Linked DNA regions of Homo sapiens: all the other regions are linked to region 1. The links are chromatin contacts, found by Hi-C or POLR2A ChIA-PET in ENCODE. All regions are on one chromosome and are shown on one strand. Each heading gives the region's core, a stretch centred on a gene start or an enhancer-like site at or near the end of the contact. The rest is flanking DNA. Distances are from core to core; before and after follow the strand shown.

Region 1 (3,842 bases), core at 523-3,022:
CTTGTAAGTCTGTAGACAAACTTCTGAAAGTTAAAGGCATATTCATGTCATATCACAGATTGGTTCAATACTCAAGTGTCAACACTTAATGCCTTGCTTCTAGAAAAGATAAAAAGATGTAGTAAATAAAACTGAATACTCAAGCCAGACAACTACATTGCTGTTTTAATTTACTAGCTGGTATCTTAAATATTAATGAACCTCCTTCTCTGTTTTCTTATTTACAGGTTGGAACACTATCTTTTTCCAGGTTCCTTGTTGTCTCTAGTATCTCTTGGTATCCTTTGATACCTCAGTCCAGGTAGGATTTCCATGCTCATTTTCTATTTGTGGCTTCATCTGTCAATACCAGTAACACATTTTATTGTATTGCAGAGGTCAGAATTTTGCTGGTCCAGCAATGTGGAAATGATGTACAAAATGCAGATTAAAACAACAAGAAAAACTACTTTGCTTCAATTAGTTGAATTGAGCAAAATCAGTTTTTCTTGAATTTTTTGCATGACTGCTTAAATGAACCGTTTTGTTTCCTTGACACGATAGAGATAATACAAGGTTTGCAATGCCCTTATTGTTTTGAGACTGTAAGAGTAATACATTAAGTAAATTTCATTTAGCACAACAGTACTATTGTTAAATGGAGGGAAAAGATTCTGGTAAAAGGGAAGAAACTCCTGGCTTTAGTTTTCTAAAATGCTTTTGTACCTCTTGTAAGAATGACATGGAGGTGTTTTTAATGTCAAGTCTGAAAATTTGCTTTTCAATTTACTTGGAAACTGGTTTCTAATACAAAACAGGGTAGCACACTTTCCCAGCATGTTCAGGTAAACTACTTTCATCACAATTCAGGTAGAAGTGACTGCCTTTAATTCCGTACATCGCAAACCATCTAGTGGTAGATCTAGAATGGCGTCAGTCTCAGGGACTTCTATGCACATTGAGTTCCAGAGTTCAATTCCATTTAAGTTGGGACTATTTACAATGACATTTGCTGAAATTTGCTCACCTTGATATACAAGCATATTGTATTAAGCAGCTAGTAAACCTGTGGAGATAGCAGGTAAAACGTAAAGCCTGTTTTACGTTTTTTTAGAGGTGCATTACTTGTAGCATAACTAAACCTTCATTGTTAGGCAGGTGCTGGCCAATTACATCAGCAAGTCCTAACTCCGCTAGGATCGGGGTAAAGCCGATAAGCCGCATCATATCTACAACCTGTCTCGGACCCCTGTAAAGAACTCACTGAGGATTGGTAGGGACAAAGGGAAGTTTCTGTCAAAGTTTAGGAGAAAAGGGCCGCGCAGGGAGCTGTTTCAAATAACACTTAAATCCCAGGAGAAGAAAGCCGAACCCCAACTCTTCGGTCGCCGCGGGGCCAGGGAGACGCGAGAGGGAAGTTTTTCTAAAGGAAATCTGCCGCCTTGTCCCCAAGACCAGCGAGGTCCGCAGCGCCATCAGTCAAGTGTCGGCCTCTGGCATTTTCTCCTCTCCCCAGGGCGGGCCAACGCTAGTGGGCGGTGGATGATGCGCCGGCCCCAAGGGCGCGCACGTCCATTCCCGGAAGGCTCGGGCGCTGGGGCCCCTCTGCACTCCCAGCGGTCCCAAGTTGGCCCAGGCGCCCGGTCCCGGGGTCCTACAAGTCAGCGCCAAGCCGACTGCCGACAGCCTACCTCCGCTTCTCCGCGCGCCGGCGCTATGGAGACGGTCACGAGACGCCAGCAGCCCCTGCGCCCGCCAATGGGAACGCACGTTGCAGCGAGACGCGGACGTCGCTCTTCCAAGATGGCGGCGCGTCCGTCGCGAGCGACCGGGCCGAGGGGAGGCCAGCGAAGCCGAGTAAAACCGCCGCCCGGGAGAAGACTGAAGGAGCAGTTGCCGCCGTTGGCGGCGGCCCGAGCAGTTTTCGCTGCTGCTACGGCTGTTGCCATGAGGCGAGGCTAGGGAGGACCTCACTTCCCCGGGGTGTAATAATGTTAACTGAGGTAAGCGGCGACGGTGGCCAGTGTTTACCTGTGAAATGGGGAAGGGGCCGGCGCCAGCCCGTCAGAGAACATCATCTGTACGGAAGGTGGGCCTGACCCTTCGCCGTGGGCTCCAGGGCCCGAGGAGCAGCGGGGATCCTACAAGTGCCCTCAGAGTAGGAGCTGTGCTGACTCAACAGAGTCCCACCACCTCCGGCTGCCAGTGCCTCGCCTTTCGCAGTTGCCACTTGCCACTCGCCCCTGGCACTGGTCTCCCTCCTGCTGTCACTCCCTTCTAACTCATCGCTCCCTTCTTCGTGTCCCCTTACACGCTACTCTGTGGCAGCGTTGGCCTTTCCACGTTACTGCTGGTTCTTGTGATCCTATGGTTTGCCCTAGGTCTCCTTTCTCTGGTCCCTGGGCTCCAGGGCCCTCCGCCTCCGAGCTCGGTCAGCACCCTGGGGTTGTTGCTCGGCCCGACCGGTTTGTTTCCCACCCTCTACTTTGACTGCTTCATGAAGTGGACTTTTTTATCTCAAGCTGCACATGTATGGCTCAGTTGGGTCATCCCCCTCCCCCACATCCATCACCTTTTCGGTTAAATCGTGGTCATCACAAAGTTCAGTTTAGCATCTGCCACCTTGATTTGCGTGTGGCCCCCTTGTTACTCCCTATGGAATAGTTTTTTTCTTTGGACCTGAAATGGAAGTAGGGCAACTATGACGAACCAATCAATTTCCCTTTTCTAGTGCCTAATGGGCATTGCAAAAAGCCGACTTTTTGAAGAAGTAGAGTTTGCCTTTACTAGCAACACTTTAAGGGGAAGAACTAAATCGGTGCAACTAGGTACTTGACCCAGGTTAGCCCAGTTATGTGTTGTAGTATCTGCAGGTGTAGGTGTCACTGAACATAAAATACTGAACCTTGTGATTTGATGAAATACCTTTTTCGAAGCCTTTCACTTTAAGTACTGTGAGGATCCTGACGTGAGGAACTGACCGGATTGGGCATTTTTATGGGCTGAACTGAATAGGAAACAGTTTTAGTGGGCAATGGGAAGTATTCCTACATGGGCCAAAAAGGAAATACAAACATTTGTAGGTGAGTGGCTTTTATTTTGTGAAAAGTGATGGTAAAGCACGTACTTGCCTGAAATTTCAGGTCCTTGGAACGTGACTAACTTTGAGGAACTTTATACTTTGCTGTTTGTACTTAATCTAAGCACAGAGCCTGGCATATGATAAATACTTACTGGTTGATTGTAACTTCTACAGTACGTATTTTTAGTTGTTTGAAGTTCATTTTATATTTCTAAATTCTACAGATTTTTCATTCTTGGAGTTAATTGAGATTATGGTTATAGCATAAGTTTGTGTTGTGATTAGCAGTAATAGATTAGAAAAAAGAGTTATAAGTAGCAGAAGTTTCATTTTTACCTTAAGTGTGATATTTTAGTGGGAACAGTTAGCCTTATAATAAGTGTTTAGTGTTGTCTCTAATGTGTAATATTATATGATATGATCTTTTCCTTAAACTTAGCTTATGTTAACATGTTTCAGAGTTTTAATACTTTCAAATGAACTACTTGTGTGTCTGCCAGTAAAATGATTTGGAAAGATGGAGCTTTCTCAGCTTCTGTATTTTAATGCAATTTTGCGTTTTAGGGAAATATTTTAAACAGTAAATCAATGATAATATTAAGTAAACTGTACTTTAGTACTTTTTGTGTGAACACTGCACAACTTATAAGTGGCAGAAGCAGGATTCCAACCTTGGCAGTTGCCACCTAGCCCATTCTGTTAACTTTTCTAGATTGCCTCGCCAAAGTAAGACCCAGATTAAATTGTACTAAAGTCTTCCCTATAGTTTTCAGTAGTCGTT
Region 2 (3,842 bases), core at 594-3,093, 1.8 Mb before region 1:
AAGGTGTAGTCACCTGGAGAGGTTTTGATTGAATTGATCTGTGATGTCATCCGGGCATCAGGAGTTCTTAAAGCTCCTCACCTTAGGTGACTTCATTGTTTAGCCAAGTTTGAGCACATTGAACAAAAGGGTCCTGCACAGGGGTATCACAGGACTTTGCAACAAAATGAAGGTAAAAGCCATTATGTTTCCCATTTATGGACTTAAAAGTGTCTACTATTAGGTTTTGGGGGCAGTCTCATCCCACTATCATCTCATGCTGAGTTTGCAGTTATTTAAGGAATATTAAAGAAAATGCCTTTTATTTATCTTGTTTGACCCTCCTATCATCTCTCTAAGGTAGCAGGGCAAGTATTATTTTTCGTATTTTACAAGTCAGAAATCAGGTTTAGAGAGGCTAAGAGGCTTTTTGCAGTATTTAGGAGATGAGGGAGTATGTTAATACTCACATCACTGCTATACATTTCTCTTGGCACTTATCCAGCATAACCTGTTATATGTTTATGTTTAGATCCCACTTCCACTTAGGCTGTGAGCTCTTTATCACTTATTATTTATTAACTCACTATCAGGTTATTCATTCAAGATGTATTGGTTGGGTTTTTCTTGGTTTCGTTTCTTTGGAGGAGGGATAAATTGTGGGGGGCTACTGTAGTGAACAATACAGATATTATGGTCCCCACTTTAGTGAGTGTAGGAATCTATTGATGGAACAGGCAAGCAAAGACAGTTAATAAAAAATTAACATAAAAACCAACATAGATGGGTAACTACCTAATCCTTATAGAGAAAGAGGAGTGGGGTGCTTGAAAACTCTTTGCAAAGGTATAGAATGTAAAATCTAAGCTAGAAATTCATACATGAGTAGAATTTACCCTTGTGAAAAATGCTATTATATTCCCTGGTGGAAGGAACAGCGTGAGACTGCACAAAGAGAGACCTGAAAGTAGATCAAGCAGCATGATAATATTAGGGTGGGGAGTGTGACAAATGAAGCTGAAGAGAGAGGCTGTGTGCCCACGCAGATCACAAAATGGCCTTGTAACTTATAAGCCATTTTCATGAGTTTGTGTTGTCCTAGAGAAAATGGGGTGCCTATGTAGGGCTTAAACAGGGCACAACACGATCATATGTATTTCAGGGAAGATCTGGCTGCCCCAGAGTGTCCTCCTGACCATTGAGCTAGGCTTCCACAGGCAGGGAGTCCTGCGGTTTTGGCGGCAGGGAAAGAGAATAGTGTCCAAATAGAATGATATTTCCACTTTGGGCAATACAGGTCTTCAGGCTGATTTGATACTTGGGGATACAAAAGAGGATCCGAGGCTGACAGCTTGGCTGTATGATTCCCTGATTTAGCAGTTGCATAATGAGAAGAGAAGCGGGACAGGAGAGAACTAGTGGGTTCGTTTTCAGATGCGTTGCATTACAATTATCAGGCCTGCTTAGGATTCCGTGTACTGCATAAAATATACTCCATAAATATTTTGATTTTTTATTGTACAGTCCAAGCCTGTAAAATTCTACCAAACCCACCTCACTACTGGAAATGATCAAAGTGAGAACCCCCATTTTTAAGCTACCTACTTAATCCAATAAGCCTCTGTGCGAAAACACACATTTGCCTGCCCTTAAAAGAGCAGTCGGTTGGCTTTCCTGCGTGCTCAATGCATTTCCGAGGCTCTAAGCTCCCGTTCTCGAAGCGCGAAAACGCGGTTCCCCCTGCTGGTCAGGGCTGCGTAATGCAGCGAAAAGAGGGGAAATTCCTAGGGGCGTGGTCGTTGGTGGATGGCGTAAAACGAGCGCCGGGGACATGGGATTGTGCTTGCGTCAACGGCGCGCGCCGTGGGAACCTTGACAAGCAGCATGGCTGCAGGTTGCTCAGAGGCGCCGCGGCCAGCGGCGGCTTCTGATGGGTCTCTGGTAGGGCAGGCTGGCGTCCTGCCTTGCCTAGAGTTGCCGACTTATGCCGCTGCTTGTGCGCTGGTGAACAGTCGCTACTCATGCCTGGTGGCCGGGCCGCACCAAAGGCACATCGCGCTGTCGCCCCGCTACCTTAACAGGAAACGCACCGGCATTCGAGAACAGCTTGATGCGGAGCTCCTTCGCTATTCTGAGAGGTACCGATCTCTTTGCCTGTTCCTTCTTTTGTGCACGGGAAGTAAAGCAGGTGGATGTGCTGACGACGCAGCAGAAAGGGGCAAATGGCAAAGGTCGCATTGCCCCCCAGAGCTTAGCCCCCTGGATTTCTAGAGTCGCGATCCGTCCCTCAAGGCCAGTACCGCTCTGGTAAAGATCTATACAGGGTCCCTTTCATAGATAGAGAAGAAAACTTAAAGATGAAGTTCAGGTGTGGGCGGAGGGAGTGGAGATTCTTGCTCCAGAACCCTGGTGTAGGGGTAGGAAAAGACCAGGGATCTGGAGACCTAGTAGGCCCAGTTCTGTTTGGCATTCAACGTTTCATTTATCCCCTTACGGATGATGCTTTCTCATTTGACGATAAAAATCTGGTTTGCAGTGCTTGAGTAGATTCTCATTCCATAGAAGATAGCATACGAAGCATTAGTACAACCGTTCTATTTGTAAAACATGAAGGACCTTTTTTGTTGTTGGATTTCGCTCTGGTAATTTCCCCATTTTCTCTTCTCTTGGACCTGATCTGGGGATTATGAAAATGCCATTAGTTTAGCGGGATTTTGTTGTTTTTAAGAAGATTTATTCAGTCGAACTAGTGAGCCTGTTGCTTTGGGGAGAGAAAAAACCAAAACGTATGCATTTATATTACGGTATTCAAAAGTGACTTGAAAACTTAGAATTACAGAGGTGTGGGGCGGGGGGCGCGGGCATGTGCTTGAGTATTCCTCTGGACTATACTTTGGTTTAAAAGCGGGGTTCTAAAACTAGAGGGAATGGATTCTCTAGGGATTCATGATTGCCCTTCAGGAATTCCTATGTGAAGTTCCTTGGGCACTGCATCGGAAGTTTTTATCAGTTTCTTAAGGGATCCTGGACCTCCACCCATGTCTAGAATCTGCAGATTCTTCCAAGCACCAATATACACTTCTTGTATGTTTATATTACATACCGAACACTTGAGATACAAAAACAAAAAATAAAATCTCTGTTTCAAGGAGCTTTAAGCTGTAGGAGAGATACAAATACAAGCCAATAAATAGTAAAGTGTTAAAATTTGACAGAAATCTAATAAGATAAGGAGTGTAGAATTTGGATCTTGGGACCTTTGAGAACAACTTGATTGAAGAGGGTACTTTAACATGGTAACATTCCAGGCAAAGAGAGTGGCATAAACAAACGGATACTGGATGTGAACTGGTATGCTTTGCCCAGAGAACTGTATCTATTATATAAGTAGAATAAGGTTTATGTCAGGGGAAAGGCATTGGATGCCATTGGAGAGGAGGGCAGGGGGTCAAAGATGACTCAGAGAGGATGGCCATTTTGCTTTTCCCTTCCTGCCATTGCCAGTTTTTGTTATTTTGGGGGTAAGGTGGGGTTGTTGTTGTTTTTCCTTTTGTGTTTCTGTTTTCTTAAGCAGGGTTAGTGCTCCGTCCTCTCAGTCCCTTTAACGCTGAGACTTGGCACACTTTTGAGAAACTAGTACTTCTCTGCAGTCCCTGGCATATCAGATTTGCAGTTTAAGAAACAACATTTACTTAATGGTTAGCTACCAAATAGGATGAGAAAGTGGACAAGGAGAGGAATTAAGATAATGTTATAATTGTCCAAGAGAAAATGATTAGAGAGGATGGATTTGAGAAATTAAAGGATATACAAAGTAGTCATAACATTTGGAAACACAAGCAACTATCTTGTTTTCTGTAACC
Region 3 (3,842 bases), core at 959-3,458, 1.0 Mb after region 1:
GTAGTTCCAGCTACTCGGGAAGCTGAGGCAGGAGAATCACTTGAACCCAGGAGGCAGAGGTTGCAGTGAGCCAAGATCACACCACTGCACTCCAGCCTGGGTGACAGAGTGAGACTTTGTCAAAAAAAAAAAAAAAAAAAAAAAAAAAGGCAGACTTTAAAGAAAAAATGTCTATAAGATTAGTTGGAAAGCAATAAAGAAGGGAGAGGTGGGGATTTCTAAAACTGTATCCATGAACTTAGACAACTGCCACACATCGTGTTAGTCACAAATATTGAACTAAGAAAAAATATGTTGCCCTATAAAATGGCAATGTATCAGAAGATTTTATATCTAGTAGCAAAATGACTTAAGAGAGATAAAAATTCCAGAACTACTTCTTCACAACTGCTGAATGGTCAGTTCTGAAGGTGAGATTTGCACTTTCATATAAGGCAAAGTGTGATGGGTAATCTCGGGCAGCCCTGGACGTGGAAAGAACCTTCAGTGTGAAGCAAACTGCTGAGATCCATGATCACAAAGCTCTTGTAGAAACACATGTCAGAAAACCTGGTTCCAGCTCGATTCTGCTACCTGGGAGTTAATCAATTACTCTCTACATCATATTGTAAAATGATATAAATGATCATAACAGTTACTTCCTTTACGCCAAACAAACCGCTTGCTTACATTCTGTCCAACATTCTTCACACAACCCCATAATGTAAGTATTATACTCATTCCCATTTGACTAACCCAATACCTAGAGAAGTTGTTATACTCAGAGGCATTGTGGTCTGATTCTAAAGGTAATTCCTTTAACCTGCCTTACTGGAAAGTAATTTGTTTTCCTTGGTAAAGTAATAAACTAGTATTCTGGTTTTACATATTTGTCTTTCATGAGTTCTGTTTGTGAATCAGTCCCCTCAAACCCAGCTTCAAGGATAATGCCAAATTTCTGACATTGCAGAGCTGAAGACTACATCCCAAAGCACAGTAACAGTGAAACTTACGTTAAATGGCCAGGAAGCCAGTCACTGGAGACACTCCTCTAGGCCTCTTTCCAGTACAAATGTTGGCAACTATCATGACACTGCCATGACCGCTTATCAACTACAGTGGGTGGGAAGATGAGGTGGGGTTCAAGCTCACTCTCAGGCTAGGTGTTAAAAGCCATGTTTATCAAACAGAGACTGAAAGAGTGAAGAAAGTCAGTGCCTTGAACTTATACTCTGACTGAATATATTTGAGATCTCAAAAAAGATAGTGGCAAAGATAGAAACTGAAAGACTTCTTCACCAGAAATGGAAATTTGAACTTAGATGTGAGATAGACCCCTATTACCAAACTGTATACAGTGAAAAAATAGCTAGGACAGCTTTGGGCTGAAGTGAGGAATGGGCTGAGAGTTTTTCAAAGGGTGATTTGTATTGATTAGGGAGAAATAGATTATAGCCAAAGCAAGGATTTTAAAATGCGGATTTTACAATGAGGCATGCTCAAATTGTTAGCAGGCTGAGGCCACCAGGCCTCATTTGCTTTCATGATGGGGATTAGGAACCCGACCAAATACCCAACCACTTCTCCTATTAGAGCATGTAGAAAGGAAAGTTCTTTCTTTTTTTTTGGGTTTTTTTTTTTTTTTTTTTTTTTTGGTTTTTTTTTTTGAGACCAAGTCTCGCTCTGTCACTCAGGCTGGAGTGCAGTGGTGTGATCTCGGCTCACTGCAACCTCCACTTCCCTGGTTCAAGCAATTCCCTGCCTCAGCCTCCCGAGTAGCTGGGACTATAGGCACGAACCACCATGCCCAGCTAATTTTTATATTTTTAGTAGAGACGGGGTTTCATCATGTTAGCCAGGCTGATTTCAAACTCCTGACCTCAGGTGATCTGCCCACCTCGACCTCCCAAAGGAAAGGAAAGTTCCACATGAACAGGTTTGGGGCTAAGTAGGTGAAGGTGTGATGAGAAGAAATGTGACCGATCACAAAAGAAAGTGTGTGTGTGTGTGTGTGTGTGTGTGTGTGTGTGTGTGTGTTTAAATAATAATAATAATAATAATTTAAAAAAAAACATTTACATTGGGTTAGAAGTCCTGTACTTCCTGGGAATGGGGATGGGGTGATGTATAAGCAGAAATAAAAATTAATGCTTCACTAGAGAAATACTAGTGTTTCATGTAAAAGACATTTCCTGCCTACTCCCTAGGCAAATATTTCAAACAAACAGAAAAAAAAAAGATGTGTTTTAATCTCTCTTGTAGAGACACCCCACCCCATTTCTCTAAGACAGCTTGGCTCTAGAAAAGGTCTAACCAGTCTAACACCTTGGGCAACTGTACAATTTGACCCCATCTCTTCACGGCCTGGGGACTGGGCCTATCTGGTGAAAACAGAAAATCATGTGGGAAATGAATGGCTTAAGAAATGAACTCTCTATGGAAGGTAATTTCTAAGACTAAATACCGCATACTCTTTCAGAAAGAGAGGGCCTTCTAATGTATGCTGCTCTGGAGGAATCCACTGTGCCTCCTGCAGCATGATTTGTTAAATATTAATGAACCCACAAGCTGGAAAGAACCCCTGGAGTGGCCTAATTGCTTTTAGAACTGCTTAATTCCTGTAAGTAATCCACTTCATTAATTTTGCCAAGCAATACTTATTCTGTGTTCGACCTTTCATGGCTCATTTCCAAAATGTTAACATTAAGGCAACAACACTGTTTGCAAACCACAGTCTGATAAATAAAATGCTAAAAGAAATAGCAGAAACTTTCAATTACATTCACTTCTTTGAATTGTTCTATTCAGTGCTTTAAAGACTAAAATCCCTTGACCTAAGCTATTTGGTTTTTTGTTTGTTTGCTTGTTTGTTTGCTTTTTAGTATGCCCTATGGTAGACTAAATAATAACTCCCCCGAAGATGTCCACATCCTAATCCCGAGAACTGGATGTGGTCTTACATGGCAATAGGGACTCTGCTGATGTGGGTAAGTTAAGGATCTGGTGATAGGGAGATTGTCCTGGATTACCCAGGTGGGGCCCTGTAGTCACAGGGGTGTTTATAAAAGGAATACAGGAAGGTCAGGCAGAGGGGAAGGCAATGTGACGATGGAGGCAGAGACTTGGGTGATGAAAGCACAATCCGGGGAACACAGCAGCCTCTAGAACCTGGAAGAGCCAGAAACAGATGCTGCCCTGGAGCCTCCAGAAGGAATCAGATGCCCTACTACCCTGATTTTAACCCTGTAAGACTCATTTCAAGCTTCTTACGTCCAGAACTTTGAGGCAAGAAATTTGTATTGTTTGTAGCCACTAAGTATGGGGCAAACACTTGTTGCAGTAGCAACTTTCTTGCAAATGTATGAAAGTTTGAAATATCACTGCAGACAGCCCATGAAACACCCTCAACATCTGTCTTGCTTTCCACTGCTGTTTGAGCACAGTGATCAGTCGTTCCTCATGAATAAGCTGTCCATCGGCCTGGCTACATCTGATTGGACCCCCTATAGCTACACACACAGGCCTATGGCTATGAGGAAGCCTGTTGCAAAAAGTCCGCCTTGGAAGACACTTCAAGAAGGACAGTGACCAACCAAAGGAATCAGGTTCTCTCCCAGAGACTTTTCAGTGCAAGACATTGACAAGGCAATAAAACTATAAGGAAAAGAACAGGAAGTACAAAAAAGACAGAAAGGGAAAATGGAGAAAAAAGCTAAGGGGCCAATAGGATGGAGTCAGGAGAAGAGGGAGTAAGGGACACCAATTTCTGGGGACCAGGCCGCCACACTTCTCCACGGCTCCAGTGCCTACCATAACCCTGCACAGGGGCCCTCAAATGACTGCTGAACATTTGAACAATAGTA

The links. Hi-C counts contacts between places; a loop is a spot of excess contacts on that map. ChIA-PET counts read pairs that join two places held with the same protein, here RNA polymerase II (POLR2A). Pooled maps may share reads with other maps.
Region 2: a map of CD8-positive, alpha-beta T cell shows a loop between it and region 1 (11-fold over the local background). The contact joins the promoter of POLR1F here to the promoter of SNX13 in region 1. A Hi-C loop is called at or near these places in 4 of 168 maps with a recorded cell type or tissue (CD4-positive, alpha-beta T cell, CD8-positive, alpha-beta T cell and naive thymus-derived CD4-positive, alpha-beta T cell), 1 of 37 single-sample maps with no recorded cell type and 17 of 50 pooled maps. POLR2A ChIA-PET finds 5 or more read pairs at or near these places in 1 of 52 experiments (T-cell).
Region 3: a map of naive thymus-derived CD4-positive, alpha-beta T cell shows a loop between it and region 1 (2.8-fold over the local background). The contact joins the enhancer-like site here to the promoter of SNX13 in region 1. A Hi-C loop is called at or near these places in 1 of 168 maps with a recorded cell type or tissue (naive thymus-derived CD4-positive, alpha-beta T cell) and 9 of 50 pooled maps. POLR2A ChIA-PET finds 5 or more read pairs at or near these places in 1 of 52 experiments (activated CD4-positive, alpha-beta T cell).

The regions. Positions count from the first base shown.
Region 1 is chr7:17,938,424-17,942,265 of GRCh38, reverse strand. SNX13 (sorting nexin 13) reads left to right here and starts at 1,772. Exons shown (of 26, transcript NM_015132.5): 1 at 1,772-1,982. The coding sequence starts at 1,971.
Region 2 is chr7:19,707,038-19,710,879 of GRCh38, reverse strand. It overlaps POLR1F (RNA polymerase I subunit F), which reads left to right and starts at 1,843. Exons shown (of 4, transcript NM_001002926.2): 1 at 1,843-2,117. The coding sequence starts at 1,864. RefSeq lists enhancers at 1,691-1,970, 1,512-2,114, 2,081-2,150, 2,115-2,719.
Region 3 is chr7:16,920,522-16,924,363 of GRCh38, reverse strand. No RefSeq gene overlaps it. Among named protein-coding and RNA genes, the nearest start is that of AGR3, 40 kb to the right of the region's middle. Within about 2 kb of position 2,208, at least 3 of the 41 ENCODE cell types and tissues checked have a DNase peak (open chromatin) inside an H3K27ac peak, as active enhancers do.